3 separate regions of the Homo sapiens genome follow, and all the other regions are linked to region 3. Evidence: chromatin loops called from intact Hi-C (ENCODE). Cell type or tissue: PC-3. All regions are shown on one strand.

What was found. A loop is a pair of places that touch in the nucleus more often than their neighbours do. Peaks named below come from ENCODE experiments on the same cell type or tissue, not always from the same donor. Only the 100,000 strongest peaks of a DNase experiment are listed, where the experiment ranks them.
Region 1: a loop joins it to region 3, with 4 times the contacts of the local background. A loop is called at or near these places in 2 of 110 quality-filtered maps.
Region 2: it touches region 3 in a loop (13-fold over the local background); 9 of 110 quality-filtered maps call a loop at or near these places.

Annotation. Positions count from the first base shown.
Region 1 is chr2:67,557,986-67,565,985 of GRCh38, forward strand. LINC02831 (long intergenic non-protein coding RNA 2831) reads left to right here and starts at 6,315. Exons shown (of 7, transcript NR_183413.1): 1 at 6,315-6,480; 2 at 6,818-6,901; 3 at 7,592-7,725. LOC105374786 (a long non-coding RNA gene) reads right to left here. Exons shown (of 4, transcript XR_001739524.2): 2 at 6,443-7,659; 3 at 5,797-5,930; 4 at 1-5,044. RefSeq lists an enhancer at 7,667-8,000. In PC-3, no CTCF peak of the experiment used is centred here; DNase peaks (open chromatin) are centred at 3,766 and 7,986; H3K27ac peaks cover 3,666 bases.
Region 2 is chr2:67,232,662-67,240,661 of GRCh38, forward strand. All of the region lies in intron 1 of LINC01828 (long intergenic non-protein coding RNA 1828), which reads left to right. All of the region lies in intron 2 of LOC101927661 (a long non-coding RNA gene), which reads left to right. Among named protein-coding and RNA genes, the nearest start is that of LINC01829, 21 kb to the left of the region's middle. RefSeq lists an enhancer at 2,780-4,221. In PC-3, CTCF peaks have their summits at 2,005 (motif pointing left) and 4,813 (motif pointing right); no DNase peak of the experiment used is centred here.
Region 3 is chr2:67,473,559-67,481,558 of GRCh38, forward strand. No RefSeq gene overlaps it. Among named protein-coding and RNA genes, the nearest start is that of ETAA1, 80 kb to the left of the region's middle. In PC-3, a CTCF peak has its summit at 3,474 (motif pointing left); a DNase peak (open chromatin) is centred at 3,423; H3K27ac peaks cover 901 bases.

The DNA of each region.
Region 1 (8,000 bases), 84 kb after region 3:
ATCCCAGACAGCTTTCTAAAGAAAAACAAACAAACAACAAAAAGCACCCTCCCAAAACACTAAGCAATATGGATCACTTTCTCCAACTCCATGTCAAAATTCGATCATTTTGTTTAAGTTTAGGAGTCTAGTGGAATCCATTGTCTTTGGAATGTGTTACAAGAGTCAACTGAGACCTTCAAAGAAAACTTTCACTTTTGGATTACAAGAGACACATTTCAACAGAGATGTTTCTCTCAAAAATAACAAAAAAATTATGCTAGTAAAATATTTTTTTAAATGCAAAGTGCTTTCTGTAGTAACCGAAAGTCCCCCAATCCTGGATACTACTTTTATTTCACTGATAATTTTGACATAGAAAAGCATGTACGGAATAAAATCATCCACCTAAGCCTTCTTTGGACATCTTTTACATCAAAGCCAAGAGGACACAAGGTGCCTTGGGCATTGTGACTCTCACGATGAGGCTTACAGCCTATTGAAAGACTTTACGTTTTAATTTATGTGTGTGAATACATTGCTACAATTCTCTCCCAAAATGTCTTAGTTTTAGCCAATCATGAATGTGCAAGAAACCCAGAAGATGGTATAAAACATTTATTTACCTTTCCCATTGAACCCCCTATTAGATCCTGTAAAGCCTACTCAGTGTGGTGGACTCTTTTCTCTTAGTTGAGAAGGGATGAAAGATGTAAATGAAGGGAGAAGAAAAATTTTATACAAAGTCAAATACAGTAAGTACTATGCATACTGCTCAGACAATCATAAGTACATAGGAACTTAGAGGACAGAGATATTACTGGAAATCTCATTAAGCTTTCTTGAGATGCTCTGGATTTCAGATTTGAAAGAAGGATAAGAGAGAACAATAGAGAGGGAACGTTCCAGGAAGGAGGGTGCTTCTGAACAAATGCTGAGCGATAAGACTTTCATTCTAGGATATGCCATTATGAAGAAGGTAGTAAGTGCATTAACATGATTGAGACAGCAAAGACCCAAGTAGGGCAAACACCTGGGACAAAGATAGAAAAGCATTCTTAGGCTTATCAGGGAGGGATGGGGGTGTCACACCAAGAGTAACTGTTAGAGGCAACGGGAAGCCACTGAAGAATTTGAAAGGAGTGACATGAAAAAAGTAATGATTTAAACAGACAAAATGGCAGCATTTCATAGCATATGTCCAAGAGTAAACCATCGGCTAGGAAACCACTACAACAGTCCAGACATGAAGCAACAAAGACCCAAACTAAAGTCAGGCCACTGGTAATGTAAAGGAAGGGATGACTGTTAGGTTCAGAAATAAGGAGAAATCCTTGTCCTGGCTATGACTGTGGTTGAGGAAGGAATAGCCAAGTAGTGATGTCAAGCTTCTCAGTCTCAGTGTCTGGCCAGAAACAGTAACTGAGGCCTACACGGGTTAAAGAACTTGACCAGGCTCATGTTTCATCAATGACAAGGTTGCATTTAGATATATGGGATCTCAGTTTAGTCTTCCTTCCAGTACTTCATGCCACCTCATGCATATTCGTACAAAGCTTTTGAGTCTTGACATTTCATCACACCACAATAACTCTAAAATCATGCAGCACATGTAGCAAATAACTCTAAAATCATGTGGCACAAAAAAAGCAATTTTTTCTATCTCCCAAGTTTTCATTGAAATGAGCACATTTTATTTATTTATTTATTTATTTATTTTATTTTTATTTTTTTTGAGACAGAGTCTCACTCTTTTGCCCAGGCTGGAGTGCAGTGGCACAATCTTGGCTCACTGCAAGCTCCGCCTCCTGGGTTCACACCATTCTCCTGCCTCAGCCTCCCGAGTAGCTGTGACTACAGGCGCCCGCCACCACGCCTGGCTAATTTTTTGTATTTTTAGTAGAGATGGGGTTTCACCATGTTAGCCAGGATGGTCTCGATCTGACCTCGTGATCTGCCTGCCTCAGCCTCCCAAAGTGCTGGAATTACCGGTGTGAGCCACCGTGCCTGGCCAAGCACATTTTATAAGAAATTTTTCCAAATTCTAGTATGATTATTTATAATGTCATAATTATAGATTTTTTTTCTAAGTAGAAATTCTGTATGGTAACCCATTCCCTAGAGAGAGTAACCTCTCCCAACTCCTCATCCTTCATTGATTCAAAGGTTCTTGAGAGCAGGGTTCCTCAACCTTCACACTATTGACATTTTGGCCTGGATGACTGTTTGTTCTATGTAGGGGGCAGGTATTTCAGAATGTTTACCAGCATCTCTGGCTCCACTCACTAGATGCCGGTAGCAATCATCCACTCCTAGTTGTTACAACCCCAATGTCTCCAGACATTGTCAAATGTCCCTTGGGGGACAAAATCACTTCCATTTGAGAATCTCTGCCTTAAAGGTATTTTACAAAACTTACATCAATGAAACTATCATTTCAATTCAACAACTCTCCTAAGTTCTGTCTTTGGATGGTGGTTCTCTTATATGTGTGGGTGGGGGCGTTGGAGGAGAGTTGGGAAGATAAGACTCAATCACCAGTTGCCAAGTTTCACTTTAAACTTCCCCTTCGTGGGGTATCACTGCATCTGGAGCCAAATCGAAGGGGACTTGCTTAACTGGAGCCCAAAAGTCTTCTGTGGTCTTTAAGAAACACATGGCAACAAAGTGCTTTCCATGAACTCACTTTTCACTTAGAATCAACTAAATTCTTTTTTAGCTATTTAGAAGAGATCTTGTACCTCAGAACAAAAAAAATTACAACCATCTTCAGCAAATGTTAATATCTGAGTTATAAGCCCTCCAAAGGAGGGGACAAAGCTGGGTTCCCTCTCCAGAATGACCCTGGACTATGAGCCAAGACCAAGGCTATGGCCCTTTAATCTGAGAAGGACATGCCTCTTACCGTACTCTGATCATCTGCCTCAAATGGGCAGGCCTGCAAGGCAACAAAGTAACTGATGAGACCATCAACTATACTTTCTACAGCTTTATCTTTCAGATTCATCAGGAATTGAGTAAGAAAAAGGGACCTGTTATGTTTAATCATAAACTGACAAGACATTTGTATTTATGTGGCAAGAAGTTACATCTGCCAACCAGGCTCCTGTCTTAAGTAAAAGCTTCATGTCAGCTCTTCTGTTTACTCAATCGTCAGCTGCTTTCTGGTCTCACTTGCTTTACTATATATTTATATTGAAAGAATACATTCTCAGCAGCTTTTAGGCTCTTAAATGCATTTCAAGAGAAGACCAAGTCCAATCACTGTTACTTAATTAACACAATTGTGAAGACTTCAATCTAGCTACACAATAGCTTTCCTGACCTTGCAGAAGGAGGCAGGACTTCATTATTGAGTATATTGTTTCCTATAAACATATAAAACCCCTACAATAACAATCCCATCAGCCGAAATGAAGTTATCTGAGAACAGAATTAAACTCTAAATGACCTTTTGCTCTACTCCGTAGCCCCCTATTAATAATTTCTAATCTAATCAGTGTGGATAAATGCACTAAGGCTGGTCATGCCAGGCACTGGGCCAGCCCGGCCAATTGCCGTCCATCTGATTCATTCCAGTCCAGAGCTTGTCTGGAAAAGACGCATCCCTCGCTGAGAGGCCACTGCCTGATTTCTTCTTTTGTTATCTTTTAGCAGCAAAGTCATGTCCTTGTAACTGATAGACACGTTTCTTTGTAAATAACCCTGGAGTGACTGATAGAGCTTTTGCCAGACAAAGGCGCAAATAGCAAGGCATTACTCATGCCAAGCCGGAGAACACTGTGTCACGGCTGACAAATTTATGGGAGATATGAGCTCACCTCTTGCACAAATATATACTTTCCTGGCAAATTCATCACATGCTTTAATGGCCCCATACTGCATTTGTCAGCTGTCTGTCCCTGTGCCTTGTTGCCTTTGGTTTCCTGTCAAGGATTGTTTGTTGAAATCATCTTACAGCCCCATTCTTCAGCAGTGAGACCCAAGAAAGATCAATGATGACACCTGTATTGATAATATTTTACATTCAACTATTTGGCTGATAAATCATTTTAACAATGCTGATATGTTTATTGAGTGTCTGCCGGCATCACAATGATATGGAAAGCGATGCCAACTTAAATCTTTGCTTTGTTGGTCTGGTTTTTATTTCTTTCTTTTCATTTTCCCATAATTAAATGTGCCATAGTACAGGTTTTACTTCCCCATGTCAATCGCGAGCAAGTGAAAACAGGAGAAGGGGTGACCTTGCGCTTCCACTCATTGGTTTGTTTTGTAAAAAGGTAAGAATGGAAGCCTGGTAGTTATTGTTGGCCAAAAAGGTAGTTATTAGAAGGGAGAACAAGGGTTTTTAGGGTTCTGGTAATGTTCTGTTTTGTGACCTGGGTATTGGGTTCAAAGATATGGTCATTTGTGAAAATTCTTTAAGCTCTATGTTATAATATGTGCATTTTTTTCTGCACATACATTATAGTTTAATAAAAAGTTAAACAAAGATCAGCAAATGAATTACACATACACATGCACACACACATTATAAATACACAGTCTCAGAGTCAGTGTTTTCTACCTTGAGACTTTATATTACCTACAATCCCTTAAGCTTCTCCCTGGAAATATCACCTGTCCAACATGGAAATTACATCCAATAAGCATTTATAAGTGATCCTCTTAGCATCATCTCCACAGAATTTCAAAGAAAATCTTAGGGTTCTCAAATTCCTTAGCCTTTACCTCCTCTTTAGGACACTTTTAACATGGACTCCTGGGTCTCTATGAAAAAATGGAAAGAGACTGAGGCATCAATAAAAAGAAATAAAATTCTCCCTTGGTTTCTTACTCAAATTAACTTTGACTCAAGTCACACGCTCAGTCTATGTCTATGGAAACATTCAGATACATGTAAACATTCAGATGAAAAGTGAAAAATCCAACCAGCTGAATTGACTTACCTGTTGTTGGGAACACCTGTATGTATTGGCCTTATAGGAAGCCCTCAACAGACATTCACTTTCTTGTCTTTGGGCAGAACTGTATCATATGGCACCTCCAGTTGCAAGGACATCTGGAAGACAGAATATTTAGCTTTTTCAGACTCTGTATTAGAGACAGGTAATGAGATCCCCTTTGGGAATGAGCGATGAACTGGCCAAATTACAGTTCTAACTAGATAAGCGAAAGCCACAGCAGGCCAGGTGAAATGGAGGTACGGGAAAGTCCAGGGAAGAGTTGTTTAAATCAGTGGTTTCAACCTGGGATGTTCATTGTAATCACCTGGGTATCACCCTCAGCAATCCTAATTTAATTGGCCTTGGGTGTGGTCCAGCATCAGGATCTTTAAAAGCTCCTGTAAGTGATTCTAAGGCACAGCCAAGGTTGAGAGCTACTGGCTTAAAGAGATAAATATCAAGACTTGTATCCTCAAAGAAAATAGCAAAGGTATTAGGTATCTCACCAGCTATTATGTTTTGTGGATTTAAAGTCAAAGATTAAACAAAGGTTTTTAAGAGCTTATATCTGGAAAAGGAGTAAAAGTCTAGAAAAAAATTATTCCCTGATTTTGCAAACACTTGAGTGACAAACAGGCATTAGAACATGAGCAAGTTATTTTTAAAATAATATGTTGATTAATTAAGGTTCACTCAATCTAATAGTTGGAAATATTCATAGAAAAAGTGGGCAGTCTTATCTGTGTAATTAACTGGAAATACATCTCAGCTCCACCCCTTCCAACAGTGGGGGTCTAGTGTAAAATATTGACCTCTCGTAGAGTCTCAGTTTTCCCACTTATAAAATGCGAGAAATGATTGAACCTACCTCAAAAGCCTTTCTGTAAGGAATGATTGAGATAACCTGGATGAAAGGGTTAAATGTCTGGCATGTAGTAACAGCTCAATATCATCGTTCTTGGTCTCCCATTCAGCAAGCTCATTTACAAGCATTCATGTCACCTACAAAGAATTAGCAAGAATTGGGTCTGAAAAACACCAAGGTGACAATTTAATTACTGTTATATGAGGCTTGATGAACTATTATTCAACTATCCAGGGCAAAGTATTGTAAAAGAGATATAAAATGCTGCTGGAGGGACTTATGTTAGATATGATTTAAAAAAATAGTTAACTATGAAGGCAATAAAACATGATAAAACGTTAGTTGAAAAAGCAATGGTTTCTCCTCAGAAAGTCTGCTTTAATAGGAGATATTTTCATATTTCTAGAATAGTCTAAGCCATAGTGTGGTAAATAAATTAACTTTCAACATCCTTTTTGGTCTTTATGACTCAATAATTGTGACTCAACGATATAAACTTAGGAAGATGAAATTCAGATTTCAGTTGAGAAGCAATGCTGTTTCACCTCCCTGAGAGAATTGCCTTGTTTGTGAAATACTACAGAAAAACCTGTATTTTCTCCAGAAAATGAAAGGTCTTGGCCTGAGTAAATCAAGGCAGAAAACTCACCCCCGTGAAAGCTGCAGCTCTGAGAGTGTGTGGGCAGGGTGAGTGTCACAGGTTCAGGTTGTCTGGACTGCCCTTGGGACCCCAGCTCCTCCTTTCCATCATGTTGCGGTCCAGAGTTCAGTTCATACCATCCCAGATGATTTGGGGGTTTGCTTCCTCACTTCAGGCACTCTTTAAATAAGAGGCCTTGTCAGTGGCTCTTCCATCTGGCAGAAAGTGGGTGCTCAATAAATATTTGTTGAATGAGCCTGATCATTCTGATGAAAAGAGACCCCTTTGTTCTTTTGGGCCATTGGGTTTACCATTTACTAAACGGCCTGTGGCTTCCTGGTCTGACAAATTTATAGCACCTGTTTATGTCTTTCTCACCCACAGGCTTCAACAGAATACCTGTGGCTGCACTTACAAAAGGCAGCCAGAAGGACCCGTCCATTCTGGAAAGTACCTTTAGTCTGAAAGGTACAAATCAGAACTTTCACCACATTCCATCTGGCACTCACTGGTGGTGCCAACACCTCAAAAACCCTGCCGGGGCCATTTGTCACCATGTGGACACAGACAGACCACCAGTGAAAGTGGAATTTTTGAATGAGCTTGAATGACCTGCCTATATGTGTAGACAGCCATGGTCACTTTTTCTCCGTAGGATTAGATGTGCTGATTCTAATGTGGTTCACATTAGGCTATTTTCTTTTAAAAGTGAAATTTCTTTTGGAAGCCTGGACATTTCTAAGACGACTTCACATCTATTCACTCATCTTGCCTTCCAAAACAGCTGCTCACAATCTGAATATTAGACTACAAATAGCAAAAACAAACCTCTGTTGTTATTATTACTATATTATTAGGGTTTTTTTAGAATCCCAAGGAATTCTTTATATAATGTAGAGTAAGCTATTAGAAGGAAATCATTATTTTCAATGTGGTTCATCCCATGGAGGTATGGATGGAGAATCCCTGCTCTTTCCTGGAAATGGATGCTGGTTCTTTAGAACAGTGAGTCTTCTTCAAACTGCATAAAATAATCATTATGACATAATCAGCAGCAGTGTGTTACACTCTTGTCATTTTTCCCTAGTGCATTTCCAGGTCTCTATCAGCAGAATTGGAATTACTTCATCATTTTCAGCATTTCTTTTTCCTTTCCAGCATTTATTGCAGAAAAAATATGAGGCTTGCTGGTAGTATTCCCAGGTGACAAATGTGCACCCAACACCCTACAGAAAAGAAGAACCATAAAATAATTAATTATTCCATTGTAACTCCTGCCTGGAAAACATCTGGTATGTAACATCACATTATGCTTCATGTGGAGTGTTGTGAATCATCTTCCTTATGCACAGATCTTGTCTCCTCACTTAGATAACAAGCTCCCTGAGGGAGGGGAGACCACCATTTATTGAGAGCAAACCTTAGCCCATTACGTATTTTATTCTCTGTATTACCAACATCCCAGTGAGGTCTTTACAGATGAAGGAAGTGTGGGAGGTTTGAGTCATTCTTCCAAATGCACACAGCAACTGGGTAACATTTGGCCCCACCCTCAGCTTGGGCTCGT
Region 2 (8,000 bases), 240 kb before region 3:
CTACCAGCAGTACACCTTATAGCAGTTGAGTATCGTAGCAATTTAATCATGCACCTAATGGGAGTAGGAGGTGTGCAAACTGCCCTTCATGAGTAACCTGGAGACACTCACAAGAACCAACTTCACCATCACTATCATTCTCTATCTCTGACTGAAAATGACATTTACTTCTTCATAGAGGCAAACAGGTATTCTACCACTAACAGGTCCTCACATTAAAATTTTGCTTGAGGCTGCAGTGAACTATGATCATGCCACTGCTCTTCAGCAAGGGCTTCAGAGTGAGACCCCATCTCTAAAAAGATAAAAAAGAAAATTTTGCTAAAAACAAGTAGACACCAAAGACCCATCAGTCAGAAGCCAGCCTACTCTGAAAGAAACCACCACAAAGACCATCTGATGTTTTATTAGCAGCACTTTGCTCAGCCCCTGGTTAAAAAGCAGTTCTCTGCAGCAACCCAGTTTTAGTTGTCCCCAGGGATCTGGCTTGAAAAGAAGTTTGACATTATATTTTCTAAGCCAAACGGGCACTTCTAGCTTAGAAGCATCAGACCAGACACCTGCTCAGGAGCATTGTAACTCACTTATTTCTCAATGAACAAGTTATTACCCTTTCCTTTTTGTCTGAATTGCTGTCCCTAGATGCCATTCCCATGGGTGATCTCTACCTGCACATTGCTCTACTCATGGTATTGATAGGTCCATGTGTCATGCAGCCTGAGGAGAAACATGGTTTGATATCCTAAGGGGGCAATTTCTCTCCTTGGGGAAGAGCTGGCTTCCATTGCTGTGCCTTGCCTCTCATTAATGTTCCAGCTAGGTCTCTTTACTGCTCTATTTAACAGCATCCACTCCATTATTGATCATATTTTGTGTAATGGTAGATTTGCTGGTGAAAATGATGATTATGCTGTAAAGAGAGGGCAGTGTTTGGGATCTCGCTTCTATAAAATTTAGCAGTGCTGTGGAGTCTGCCTCAAATAAGTGAATTGGAGATGCATTCTGGATGAGTGGTAATAGGGGTGAAACCAGTTCCTGAGAGTGAGATGATCTAATGCTTCCCTCTACACTGTAAGCCAAGACCACTCCAAAGCTGATGTTTCATGTCTTAGCCCAAAGGATTTAACACTACAGGCCTTTTGTAATCTCTAAGTGGGTACTCTGTACATTTTAACATGGAACAATGTGACCACATTTTTATATTTTCTATATTTTCAGTCTAATTTACTGCTTTATTTGATATATGGTAAAGTTAAGAGTTTTTGTTCATTCTTTCATTATTCTTTACACTGAAAATTGCATAGGGTTGTAATCTTTTAATTCATATCTATTTCTTCTGAAAGCTGACAATTGCTTCAATTATATTCTGTCACCTTTCTGCTATTACCAATACCTTCTTGCCTAGCCTTTTATATTTAACTCAATCAGTCATGATAATAAACAAATTAATTTACTTCTTTTTTAAGTCATTGAAGTGAAGATGGGAGGGTCACTGAATCAGTCAGGTTCCAATCAGGAGACAGAAGCCACATAGCAATGTGAACAAGGAAAGCTTAGTGAAAAAGGATTATTAACTACAAGAGTGGATTGCCATCTTAGGAGTAGGTAATTCTTACCTATTTGGGGTAAGATTACAGAAATAGCACAGAGAGGGAGCAGCCACTACCTCTAGGTTTGAGGCAGAGGACCCAGTGAAGCCCTGCCTCCTTCAAGGTCTCAGTGAGACCCAGTCTCCCTTGGAGAGGACTTGATCATTCATGGCTCACTGAATGGCAGGCCAGTTTCCCATAATAGTGGAACATCTAAAAAGCTGCCCTCTGCGTTGCTGGGGAAAAGCTGCTAATGGGGAGATACTCATGAAATGTGCTGCCTCTGAACCCTGCTGGTGTCCTGTGAATGCTGCCTACCTTATACTACAGAAGTAACCAGAAAACACACAGAAACCAGAAAGAACAGCCCTTTCCTCCTCCAGTGTCCCTCCAGTGCCCTCTACTGCAAAAAGGGAACATTGTGCAAGCTGGCAAGGGAGAAATGTCCCACTATCAAAAGCAGGGCAATGAAGCGTAGATTAGGAAGTGAGAGGCAATAGCCTAATAACTGACATAGTCCACCCCTTTGGTCACTGAGCTTCTATGTGCACCCATCTGCACGCAAATGAACTTCTTTACAACAACCATGCAAGTCTGTTTCCACCTAACAATGTATAGCTATCCTTCATATAAGGGAAGATGTTCTTATCCTTTCCCCAAAATGAAGAGACATAGAATGCCAACAGTCATTATAACCATCATTAGCCATATTAATTACTCCTCAAATTCAGTCATAGTCCCACTAAGTATCCCATTACCCAGAGACTAAGGTATATTGACAACTGGCACAACCATTAAGAAAATGGAGCCCAAAGCTACCTCCTCTAACCTCTATGGCAAACCTCCCCCTACATGGTATCTCCATGACCACAAATCTTCCTCCTCTCAAGCCTTTGTTCCCCTGCCTAGTCTGAAGTAACATGATCCAGTTGATGCCCACCTACCTACTGCTGCTTCTGCCACTTCCCATCTTCATCATTGCTGCATTTTACTAGCTGACACCTCTTAGACAAGGCCTTGATACAGTGCCCTATGCAGTCGCTACCTGCATGCTCATGGTACGGGGTATGAATGACAGTAAAAATTACACAAGTAACAGTTAAACTTAATCATTTCACTCTCCTTCCCCAAATAGGGAAATTGGACAATTTAAGTTTAATTCATGTCTCTCCCACCTCAGCCAGTTAATAAGAATTGAGTATCCCAAAGTCAATGAGGAAAAAAAAATAACTTAAATTTTAAAATATAGTCAATGAGAAGAGGACTAAAGAGAAGCAGACTAGATCATTCGCCCATGGAAAGTGAAGACTTGCCAATACAATGTGCCTTTTTAGTGTTTTCCTTTAATTGTTACAAATCTGTGATTTGTTATATTTGACCCAGTGGAAGTCCTGCAAGTCACACTGACCTATTAATAGAAACCCAGACTCCAAACAACCAAGAAACAGAGCTCAGGCCTGCTTCATTTCTCTACTTGCACCTCAAGAGCAGCAGTGACCTTTGCCTATCATCCGACAACAATGTGGATGGCATCATATTTCTACCAACATCTCTGTTTGGTGTGTGAAGTTATTTCCAAAAAGCTTCATTCATTTAATCCTCCAGCTGTCTAAAAATCTTTATGGGTGACCATTTTTAGCATGCCCTTTACCCTTTGCTCTCTGAACCCATCCAGGTCCTTGCTTAAGGCTCCCAAAGGTCTAAGAGCAGTAGGGGGAGAAAGTGAAAACTGGATACCTAATGATATAGAAGTCAGCTGGTAAAGTCCATAAAATTACTTTGGGGATTAGCTGGTAGAAGAGGTGGTGCTGTGTTTGTACTTCTACTTTCACAACACAAAATAATTAATGAGTAAAAAATACTTTTTGTTTAATAATTGCTGTTCTTCATTAGTGTGAACCAAGGGCACGGTCTATCTAAGACAATAACATCTGCACCCCATATTTCATTATCACCAAACTTCACATTTCACACAAAAGCAATGCTAGCACAGCCTTACAGCTTTAATTAGTTTCTGCCATAGCTGTGAAGGTCAGCCAATTATTGTGTGTGAAATTTCAATATGAAGTGGCTGAATTGAAGACAGCATTGCAACAGTGTGGGATTCTGCAGTGCTGTAAATCTAGTACTTTGGAACCATTTTTTAAAACACAAGATAACATAAAATAATCATCAGGTATGCATGGCTTCAAGGCTTACTGGTTAATTTAACATGTGCTTGGTGGGGGAAGAAAACCACATCATTTCTGATTGTTGCTTAAATTCCCTCATTACATCGTCATTATCTGTGACACAGTTGTTAAGGCTGAATCCATGTTTTTATGATCAACATCTTTTAACTCACTTAGAATTGCACTGGAACATTTGATTTAGAAATAAAGCCTGGTTTTACTGGATTTACATGATGCTTACACACACACATACATATAGATACATATATACATACACATATATTTTATATAGGTACATAATGTTTAATATGTATGTATTCATATGTATACACATGTTTAAACACTGCATGTTTGACCCATCAAAATATAAAGATATTAATTAAGTCAACTTAAGAATATCATTTTACTGAAAAACTTGCTGAATTAGAAAAAAATTTACTAGGGATTCAACTTTATGAGTTTTCTATTTAGGATCATAGAACTTTGAAATTAGAAATGACCTTGAAGCTCATCTGCTCTAGCCCCTCTGTTTTATGCATGAGGAAATATGCCCAAGAATAATACAGGTTTTCCCAAGTCCAAGAGTGTCAGCAACTCAACTCAAATTCTGGACTCCTATTTCTCCTGACTTTCCATGGGCCTGTTTTACCATGGCATAACAATGGAGATAAGATGTGCCACATGATAAATAAAAGCTCCAAATTTTGCTCTCGGATTTTCATGAGATTGGAGGCCAGTTTGCTTTGTTTTGTTTTCTACATAGATATACGTAGTTTAATCCTAATTCAAGCAAACAAATATTTTTTGAGCTATCCTTTGTGCAAGGAACCCTGAAAAGCATCCCATGTATCTAGCATGATTAAAATGTTTTCACCAAGTTTACAAACCGGCAGCATAGATAAAACAAAGAGGAGGAGTAAAAAGAGACCACAGAGTTAATGGAAACACCTGTCAGATTGGAGGAGGATAAAGACAGGGTAGAGCTAAGGAGGCATACCAAAAGATAAGTCAGAAGAAAGAAAATGGAAGAATATTGAGCAGCATCCCTGGCTTCTACCCACTAGATGCCAGTAGTGCCCCCTGCTCGAATCATGACATTAAACATTCTCTCTATACATTGACACATGTCCCCAGACAGGGGTAGAGGGGGAGCAAATTTATTTAAGAACCACTGATCTAGGGTCTAGATTCCAGACTATAAAGTATTGTGGATCTTGGAAGACTTCTCATTTCCAAAATAGACAATTTACTTCAACTTCACTGGGATGCGTGAACCTTTGATCCTTCCATGATTTCCCAAGCTACAGGCTGGGAAGGTAATATCACAGACTGCAGAGAGGCTCAGAAGCTAAAGATTGAACTGAGGTTGCTTGATTTGATGGTTTGGTAACCTATGGAAGGAAGTTAGATTGCAATGGATTAAAGAGTAAGTGAATGTGATTGAGCAGTGAGCAAGTACAGTTGCAGGTGTGCACAATTCTTCCAATGAGTTAAAAAGTAAAAGAGCAGAGGTGATGTAGCATCTCCAGGGAATTATAGGGTTGAGCACTCTCAACCTCAGGAACTGTTGATATCTGGAGCAGATAAGTCTTTGTTGGGGTTGGGGAAAAGAAGACCTGTAATTTTAAATGGAATGTTTTGCAGCACCCCTGGTTTCTACTCTTAAGATGCCAGTAACACTCCTACCCTCAGTTGTGAAAACCAAAAATGCCTCCAGATGATGCCAAATGTCCACTGGAACGTAAAATCTTTCCTAATTGAGAACCACTGGGTTAGGGAAGAGGATTTTTTAGTTTTTTAATTGAAAGTAAAGAAAACTTAAGCAAGTTTTCAGAAACAGAAGAAAAGACAAGGAGAATGAGAGAGACTAAAGATGCAAGGGGAAACAAGGACACACGGGGAGGGGACCAAAGCAAGAAAAAGGTAATAATAGGGAAGACCAAGAGTGCTTTGAACAGGAGAATGGACTTTCCTTCAGAGCAAATAAAGAAATAGAAGGTCTGTAAATGGAAGACAGATGTTAACAGCAGTCAAACCAGGAAGTCTTGATCTTTGAAGCAAAGTTGTAGATGAGCTTTGTTTGATGATAGGATTTGAGAGTAGGAATTCACTATAAAGTTGAGAGGCAAACTTCTGGCCACTGCTTAGCTGGGACTTGAGAGAATACCTTGGTAGCAGAACCAAGAAGTGTATAAAAGATGCCAAAGTTGTTTCTTACTCAATTAACCTTTACCTGCCTGGCAGCAGGAGCAGAAAAATGGACACTTCTGCTGAGACAGAAACAGCAGAAGGACAAGTGGCAAAAGGGAATGGGGGCAGAGTAGGAAATCTGTGAGTGTACATGAGGCACAGACTGAGTTAAGAGGGAGAAAAGGGATGAATCAAGGGATCATGCATCCCAATGAGATTGAAGCAGATTCTCTGTTTTGGAATTAGAGGCCTCTCTAAGATCCGTAATACTCTGTGGTCTACAAACTGGAATCTAGATCAAATGACTTTGTCACATCCCTACTCCTGCCAGGGACATTTGGCAATGTCTGGAAACAATTTTTATTATTATGATTGAGGCCAAGACAGGGTGGCAGTGGGAGTGGGACAGGGGTACTACAGGCATCTAGTGGGCAGAAGCCAGGGATGCTGCTGAACATCCTATAATGAACGGTGTAACCCTCACAATAAAGAATTATCTGGTGCATGGAGTCAATAGTGTCACTATTGAGAAACCTTAAGAAACCTTTTATTCTAGATTAAAACTAGCTATCTTGGAAGTTAGCTAATGAAAACTCTTACGACTTTTTTTAAGAAATTAAGCTGCTGAAATTTCTTTTTTACAACCCTATTATACTTTAGCATCAATTTTTATAGTCTTTTGGAAAGAAGGACCTCCAACTGTTTTTATTTATTAATTATTCCATCCCAAATAAGTTGAGTTTTATAATGGGGCCCATGTTAAGCATAGAAAATATAAAAATAAGGTTGACATAGACAAGCATTAACTTAGAGAGAAGCATAACTATGGAATGAATTGTGTCCCTCCAAAATCCATATGTTGAAGCCCTAATCCCTAGTGTGACCGTATTAGCAGATAGTGCCCCTAAGAAGGTAATTAAAGCTAAATTAGGTCATAAGGGTGGGGCCCTGATGTGATAGGATTAGTATCTTTATAAGAAGAGACACCAGAGATCTAGTGTCTGCAAGCCAGGAAGACAGGCCTCACCAGAAACCTGCCATGCTAGCACCCTGATCTCTGTCCTCTCTCCCCAAGAACTGTGAGAAAATAAATGTCTATTGTTTAAACCACCCAATGTCTAGTATTTTAATATAGTAGCCTAAGCAGACCAAGACAGAATATTCTCCTGTTTTGTTGCTATTGTTAATTTAGTTCATTTATTCTAACACTTGTCCTAAGCAAATGCTAAGAAGCCAGTTTTGTCTTAGGAGTCTTCCCATTCTAACCGAACTTCTTATTCTCCACTCTTCTCCCCATCTTTGGCAGTAAGGAAAAGAGATTGTACTTCAAAATTAGACAGACCTGTGCAAATTCTAGCACCTAACCTAAAAAGCACCAGGTTCGTTTTCCTCATGTATGGAAAGGGGCGAAATCACATTTACTTGCAGGTGTATTATATGACTTAAGTGAAAAATCAGGTGAGAATGCCTAATATTGTTAAATTGAGACATGGCAGTCTCTCAATAGATAACACTTCTGATCCTCTTGGATCAGAATTGTAGTCAAAGGTTGTTTTCCGAAATTATTTGGTTTGCTCTTCCCAACTGTGTCATTAGGTGCTGGCCTAAAGAGGCTAAAGTTTTCTCTCTCCCAAAGAATTTTGATAACTGGAAAATCCTCATTGTCTAACAATTAAAACTTCATGATAAATTTCTGACCCCATAACAAGAGGAAGAAGCAATGATATGTTGAGGTGTGAGTACCTGAGTAGTACCTAAAATGAAGTAAATATATAGTTTCTACTAAAGAAAAAAGAAACAAAATAAAGCCCAATTGCGTTTATTCCCAGAATGTTTCAACATTTAAGCAATTCACTTAGCATTTTTTTTGTGACATAAAGTGAAGCAGGAAAATATCTACAATCTATATTATATCTATTAATCCTTGCAGTTTACAACATGCTTATTTTGTGTCAAGTGCTGTGCTGAGCTGTTGACATCTACCAACTCATTTAGCCCTTCCAGAAGCCCTTCCTTCACTAGCATGTCCAACTGGATTATGAAGTGAGGA
Region 3 (8,000 bases):
GTACAGTTGTGCAGCTTCTACCTTTTATTTCATGTAAACACAACTAAACTGGCTCTCCCCACCAACACCCATCAGATATCCCACAATCAAAGAACTGCCTACAGGCAGCAAAGAAGAATCACTAACTGGAGGATTTTTTGTTATTATGTTTTTAATTCACTTGGGGAATGATCCTGAATTTTTTTTTTCCTCTGCAAGTGATAGGTAGCCATCTTGCTGTATTTCTGTCCAAGCCCTGTTCTTGCTGACCCAGAATGTTAATGAAATAAAGGCAACTCAGAAACAGTGTTCTAGGGTGTGGCTAGGAACAAGGGTTTTAAAAATGTTTTAATCTAGTGTAAAAGGCAGTTCCAGTACTTTCATTATAGTAAGATGAAAAGGGTATCACGTTTTCTACTTTTTTTTTTTTTTTTTTTTTTTTTTCCAGAAGGAGTCTCGCTCTGTCGCCCAGGCTGCAGTGCAGTGGCGCCATCTTGGCTCACTGCAAGCTCCGCCTCCCGAGTTCAAGCAATTCTCCTGCCTCAGCCTCCGGAGTAGCTGGGACTACAGGCGGCCGCCACCATGCCCGGCTAATTTTTTGTATTTTTTAGTAGAGACGGGGTTTCACTGTGTTAGCCAGGATGATCTCGATCTCCTGACCTCATGATCTGCCCGCCTCGGCCTCCCAAAGTGCTGGGATTACAGGCATGAGCCACCGCACCCAGCCCACGTTTTCTCCTTCTGCATCATTTCTCGGCTGAGGTGCTTACAGCTCTCTACAAATTCTCATTGTATACCCAAGTGAGAAAGAAACTCTTCATTTCCCCTTCTCTGGGCAGTACTTCTTAAGCAAGCTACATTGAAGACTTAGCAATTATTTGCATAATTAGAAAATTTGGTACCCATTCAATTTGATCAATATATCCATTTTTCAAAATAACCAAGGAATTGCCAAATCTCCATCCAACTTTTTGTTTGACATGGCTTTGCAGAAGAATATAAAACGAAGGGGGTGTGTGCATGTGTGTGGGCATATGTGTGTGTATACAAGGCCGAACTACCGAAGAGATTTGCCCAAGGTCATAGAATAGTTCCTTGCCATTTCCTTTATTGTCTGTCCTCAAATTCTTTTTTAGTAGAAAGCAAAGGAAGAGAAATGACGCTGGCTTCTAAATTTCATTATAAAAGCTTCCATTTAAAACAAAATGTATTGCATATGATAATTGCAACCAGAGCTGGTGAAGGCAGTGGTTTTCAGCCTGGTAAGAATTGTGGGACTGCTCTTAAACATGCTGACTTCAATGAACCCCTGGTCCTCTAACTAGGCTGTGAATAATAGGACATTAAAAAATAGTTATGTGGCACAAAACACAAACACATTTAATGTTTATTATTTTGGTTAACAAAATGCACATTTATTTGAAAATAAATTCTATTCATTTTTTAAATTCTTTTGTTCTTTCCACTTTTATTCTGTTTTTTATTCTACCCAGGTAACTTCCAGAACGTACATACCTTTCTTAACCAAAAAAAATTATGGTACTAGTTCTGTGTTATCATAGTAGAGTGCTCTCTGTTTTCTCTGAAGTCCAAGTTTGAATTGGTAAACACAAAGCTGTTTGGAAAAACAAAAATACAACTGTTAATTAAAACCTGTCCTCCTCACCCCCAAATAACAAGCTGTTGAATTCAAATGTTGTTTTCTTATGTTGCTGTTGTTTCATACCTGCTTGTGGGTGTAAACACAGCATCTGTCCCTTCTTGATAGGTGTCAAGGAGTTCAGGGGACTTCTGTTATGACAATGAAGATGAATGACACTTACCAAAATTTTCCCATTCCAAGCCTGGTACCAACCACTTTACACCTATTAATTTATGTCATCCTGCCTGAGAAGACAGAAATTATTAGCTCCTTCTTACAAGTGAGAAATTAGCCTTGCGAAGGTCAAGGGCTTGCCCAAGTTCACCTTGGCTGGGTAGTAGAGGAAGCACCAAAAGTCCAGCATCCAGATTACCTCTTCCATGCTGCACTGTCTCGTGGGCAAAGCAGTTACTTTTGATTCACATTGAGGTTGCGAGCATCCTAATAGTCTTCTTCCGTCACTAACATGAATTTAACAGAGGATATTTGGCAAATTCTATTAAAAATGTGTAATTCTCCATTAAAATATTCAAATTATATTTAAAATCCATTTTACCCACACCCATGAAATTCGTAGAAAATATCCGGTTACTGAGGAGCTATTAGTTAGCTCTCTGAACTTTAATTACTCCCAGGACTGTGATTTGCATGGACAAATCAAAAAACACAATGGAGAACAAAGAAGAGGTTCAGCAAAGAAATGAGATAGTTTTCTCACCCTTTCCCCTTATTTGTCCTTTGCTACAGGTCTTGCATTATCAAACAAAGGCATGCATCACGTGCAAAGAATAGAAAACAAGAGAGATGAAATGGGCATCTTTCTGGAAACGTTGTTTGCGAGCCTAGCTTTGAAATTTACACCTCCAGGTTGATCCTTCACTTGCCAGTACACATGTCTGAAACCAATACTCTAAGAAGAATACTGAACAGCATGAATATGTCTTCTGGATTTCCTTCCTTGGCAATGAGATGCTATTCTTGGGATAGATCATCCAGCCTTGAGTTTTTCTGCTAATCCACTCAGGAGCCAGCCTTTGGGCTCTGAAATAGATCTGCTCCTTCTCTATCAACAATATGCACATACTGTGCACCAAAAGTCTTGGAGCACAGTACGGAGCCTGAGACTTCTTCAGGAGCTACGAATAAGGGAGTTCTTCCTGTTAAACTCATTACATTTACAAAGGCCCACCCGTCGTTTTTCCTAAAATAATTTCCTTTTATGAATGTAGAGTTGAAATGTTACACTAACAATTCCCATACTTGTTCCAAGATTTTTCACAGACTTGCCATACCTAAACAACTTTCTCCTTACAGCTTCAAAGATAGGACTAAATATATCATCCCTATTTAACAATCTTAAAATTTGAAAAATTTTTAAAAGAGGGAATCGTCTTCCCCTAATAAGAAGAGGCATACTGACCATAATTCCTCAATTACTTTTACTTTCTAATCCAAATGAACATATAGATGAAAGGTGTTTTTCAAAATGCAGAGTAGGTGCAAAATCTTTCATCAGAGGTGAAGTATTTGATATGTCCTTGGTCATGAAAGAAATCCTCAAAATTAAGATTTATTTTTACATTTCATCTTTTTATAGCCAACTGTCCACATAACCACCAGAAAAAAATACCATGATGGATTTTTTTTTAATTTAATGAAGGTAACTGATCTTTTTAGAGTTTTTCTGATAGGCACAGAACCTATTAAAATATGCATATTTTATATATATACATACCTGTGTGTGTGTGAGCACACGCACGTGTGTGTGCGCCTGTGTGCCTGGGTGTGTATGTGTGTGGATACATCTTCAGCTCAAGTAGCAACAGTGACCTCTAGTGTGTCTTTTAAATTTTCTCCCTCTACAACTTTAACTCATTGTTTCTTTAACCTCTAGGGCATTATTTAAGCAAAATGTTACAGTTCATATTTGGTCTAATTTCTGTATTGACTCTATATGCTGACAACTTATTCTTGAGAAATCTTCTTTGATCTTGGTAATGTATGATAAAATAATTGTGCCTTCATTAATGACTGTAATTATAGTACATAAAGCTGTCATTTAAATGAATAATCACCCCCCCCCCACCCCTCAAAAAAGGTTGGCTTCATTTGCAAAATGAATTTAACTTCAGCTGAATAACTCTTTGAGCTATAAGCCAGGAGCATCCACATGCAGTCATGTATTGTTTGCAAGAGTGCTCGTTTCTCATTGATGAGGTCCCCTCCCCCGTTCTTTTTAACTAAAATTAAGAGAGAATCAAAGAATCCGTCGGGCAAAACATTTTTTTTCAGTTTTGGGGGTTTTGCCTTAGACGTGTGCTGATGTCAGGACAGAGTCCACAAGAATGAAGTGGCCTGGCTCTGGCAGCTTGTGTCAGCACTTTCATTCCAAGTTCCTCTTTTCAGGAGTTTATAACATTGCAATAAAATTTATTATGGGCTGGGACTTGGCATACAGGAGCCTGGGCTAACACCGTAAAGTAGTTTGGAGATTTTTTTCTTTTCTTTTTTTTTTTCCAAGCAAATGTTCAAATCTGTTGGGTCCTGTTTCCCTTTTTAGGGAGTTCAAAATAAAAGCCTGCTCTCATCTGGTCACATGGCCTTGGTTTCTCCTGGTTTTGCTTTCCCTGTGGGCTGTTAGAGGAGAACTGAAAAGGGTCCCCTACCTACGCTATGGTAAACTCTTTTAGGATGAGTTGGAAACAAACAAACAAAAGTAATAAAGAAGTAAATGTTTCCTGTAAATGAAAAAGGCCCTTAAAATTGTAGTTGTTGGAAAAGAGCCTCCAGGGTAGGCGAGGGAAACATGAAAAGGTATTCAAGACTGTTTTCTATAATTGGGTGATCTTCTATGCCCCCCAACAGCTGGGCTTGTTGGCAAACAAGAAGCTGTATGTGGAAAACATGCTCCAATCTGTGTAAACGAAGCAAGCCATGAAAATTAGCATCATCCCCAGGTTAAAAAACAAAATAAAACATGCAGAACACAGACCCCTAGAGAATCAGGTGGGAGGATGTGAGTATGTGGTTATGAGTATGTGCAAGCAGATCTGTTTGATACCGTGGCATATAGAAAATATACACTATACATTTACATTTAATGTATACCTTGTCATGCCTCCCTTGCTTTGTCTTCTTGTTATTGCCCACAAGAATCTATGTCTCAACGACAATTCCGAGATGACCCCCATCCAGAAAAAGAACAAACAATTGAATCAGAAAAATGATTAATCCCATGGAAGGAAATTAATTAGGGGTGTACATAGCTCAATAAGGAATGTCAGAGTTAGAAGGAACTTAGAGTATTGCTTGACCAACCGCTCTTGTATTTTCATTTGCAAGTGAATAAGGTCGCGAATGTCAGCTTTTCCACATCAGAGCTGATATTCAACTAGAACACACAGTATATCTTTACAGGTGGTTAATGGGCAGCATGTGTTCTAATTGGACAGTGCCCAGCCTGGTTGATGTTTTTGGATACTTTCGAATATCACTGCTATCTGTGGTCACACACTGAGTTTGTGGCGATAAGCTATATCCTGGGTTTCTCTGCCAATCATCAGAAATTGTACAGGCTCCAAAATTTTTAACTTGATAGATCTACCGCAAACACTTTCTTAAACGGCCCCCACTTAACTGCTTTGCCAGATCAGACCCACCTGATTAGCAAATGCTCTCTGTTCACTGCATAAAACCCTCCACAGGATGAATGCTAGTGTCTTCTCATTGAGGACCAATGGTATCTACAGTTTGTCCCTAAACCTCCTTAAGTCATTGTACTTTTTTTTTTTTTTCGAGATGGAGTCTCGCACTGTTGCCCAAGCTGAAGTGCAGTGGCGTGATCTCGGCTCCCTGCAACCTCTGCCTCCTGGGTTCAAGTGATTCTTCTGCCTCAGCCTCCCGAGTAGCTGGGACTACAGGTGTGTACCACCACAATGGGCTAATTTTTGTATTTTTAGTAGAGACGGGGTATCACCATATTGGCCAAGCTGGTCTCAAACTCCTGACCTCGTGATCCACCCGCCTTGGCCTCCCAAAGTGCTGGAATTACAGGCATGAGCCACTGCACCTGGCCATCATTGTACTTTTTATTATAATTATGTCATTTAATAAAATATGAAGCTATGAATGTATTTTCATGAATCTATGAAAATTTAGCCAAGCACATTGAAAGACTTAATATAGTTGATTTTTGTTTAAAGTAGGATTGTTAAAAAAAAAAAAAAAAAGTAGGCTGTTGAAATGGGGTGGGCCAGACAACTGTGAACAATTGGAAAAAGCTGCAAAACAATGTGGACATTCTTTTGGCAGTCAAAGTGCTTTGCAAGTATCATATTTTTTTCAGAGAAATTTCCAAACTGGAAATTGTAGAAATATATTATGGATATGGTTTATATAAGAAAGATGCTGTGGAATTCCAGAGGACCCAGACAGGAGGAAGGACCCTCACCCCTGCATCAACAGCTGCAAAATGGACGTGCATTAAAATAAATGTTTAAGTGTAATATCATTTTAAATCATTCCCCACTTGAACAAACTTTGGATTAACTGATTAACAAGTGGTCTCATCATGTCTGAGTAGAGGGCTCTTCCACTAACTCTTTTAGCTCTGTTGTCTTGAGAGGATTCCAGAAAAGAACTTGTGGTTTTAAGCTCTGGGAGCAGGTAGGGGGTTTGGTATGAGTGGAGGAGGGAAGCAATGGAAGGTGGTAAAGATTTTGAAGAGGAAAAGCACGGTAAGGTGGAATAGGTCCCTTACAAATGATCTAGATATAGAAGGCACTGGCAAAGACTAGACATTGGATGAGAGCAAATCCAAATATGAATGATTATTCAGAATGGCTCACTTGGAGAATAAATGGGTTGTGTTGTCCTTAACAGTAATTAGTATAAGCACGCACACAGATTATTTACAGTCTATCGGCTCCTACCTCACCCCAACTACCAGATATTTATGGACAGTAAAATGCAGACACTTTTGTGCAGGTTTCTTACAAGGTTGTTTTATGTCTTCCTCTCATCTGCGTTTGCAGATGCTGGACTGTTGTATGTGTCAGATTTACCAGAATCATATTCTTCCCAGTCATTAATTCAGCGAAGTCTCTCCCATTATGCTCTTTTAATCTATTCTTTAAAATGTTTTCAGTACCTATCATGGAAGCATGTAATGCTAGATGTGTTTTTAGCTGTCCTACTGAGTCACCACTAAATCTTTTAATGGAGCACAGTCCTTTTGTTAAAATTATTTTTTGCTTTAAAATGCTTGAGTTAGGGATAGAGGGATAGTGTTCAGTTTGAATCTTCTGGCTTTTGTCAATTTGTGTCAGCCCTTAATGTAATCTTTCCTTTTCAGTACAAATATCATAGCAGTTCTCCCTTTTAAAACAACTAAAGAAATGGACTTTTATTTTTAAATCCAGGAAACGAGTATCAGGAAGGAGAGCTTCTTTGCTCTAGAATCTCTTTTGAATTCATGGTTTCAGCTTTTCCTTTATTTAAAGGGAATCCTTTTGAGATATTTTTATTTAGATGTTCTTTGTTGTTTTGAGAAAGAGAAAAAATATTCATGGGAAAAAAACAAGAGAAATCCTGATTTTATTTATTATTTTGATCACTGTAAGCACCTCTCATGTCAATTTTTTTTCCTGTGTTTGACTAGCAATGTGAGGGTATCCAAAGAGACATACGCTATTTTATTATAGTGCCAAAATAAAGATGTTCACTGCAGTATTGTTTAAGTTAATGAAAAATTGGAAACAATATGAATGTCTACAAATAGAGAATTGCTTAAATTAAAATGATGAAATAGAAATGCAGTGATTAAAAGGCTGATGTTCAACCTACAAAATGGGAGAAAATTTTCACAACCTACTCATCTGACAAAGGGCTAATATCCAGAATCTACAATGAACTCAAACAAATTTACGAGAAAAAAACAAACAACCCCATCAAAAAGTGGGCGAAGGACATGAACAGACACTTCTCAAAAGAAGACATTTATGCAGACAAAAAACACATGAAAAAATGCTCACCATCACTGGCCATCAGAGAAATGCTAATCAAAACCACAATGAGACACCATCTCACACCAGTTAGAATGGCAATCATTAAAAAGTCAGGAAACAACAGGCGCTGGAGAGGATGTGGAGAAATAGGAACACTTTTACACTGTTGGTGGGACTGTAAACTAGTTCAACCATTGTGGAAGTCAGTGTGGCGATTCCTCAGGGATCTAGAACTAGAAATACCATTTGACCCAGTCATCCCATTATTGGGTATATACCCAAAGGACTTTAAATCATGCTGCTATAAAGACACATGCACACGTATGTTTATTGCGGCACTATTCACAATAGCAAAGACTTGGAACCAACCCAAA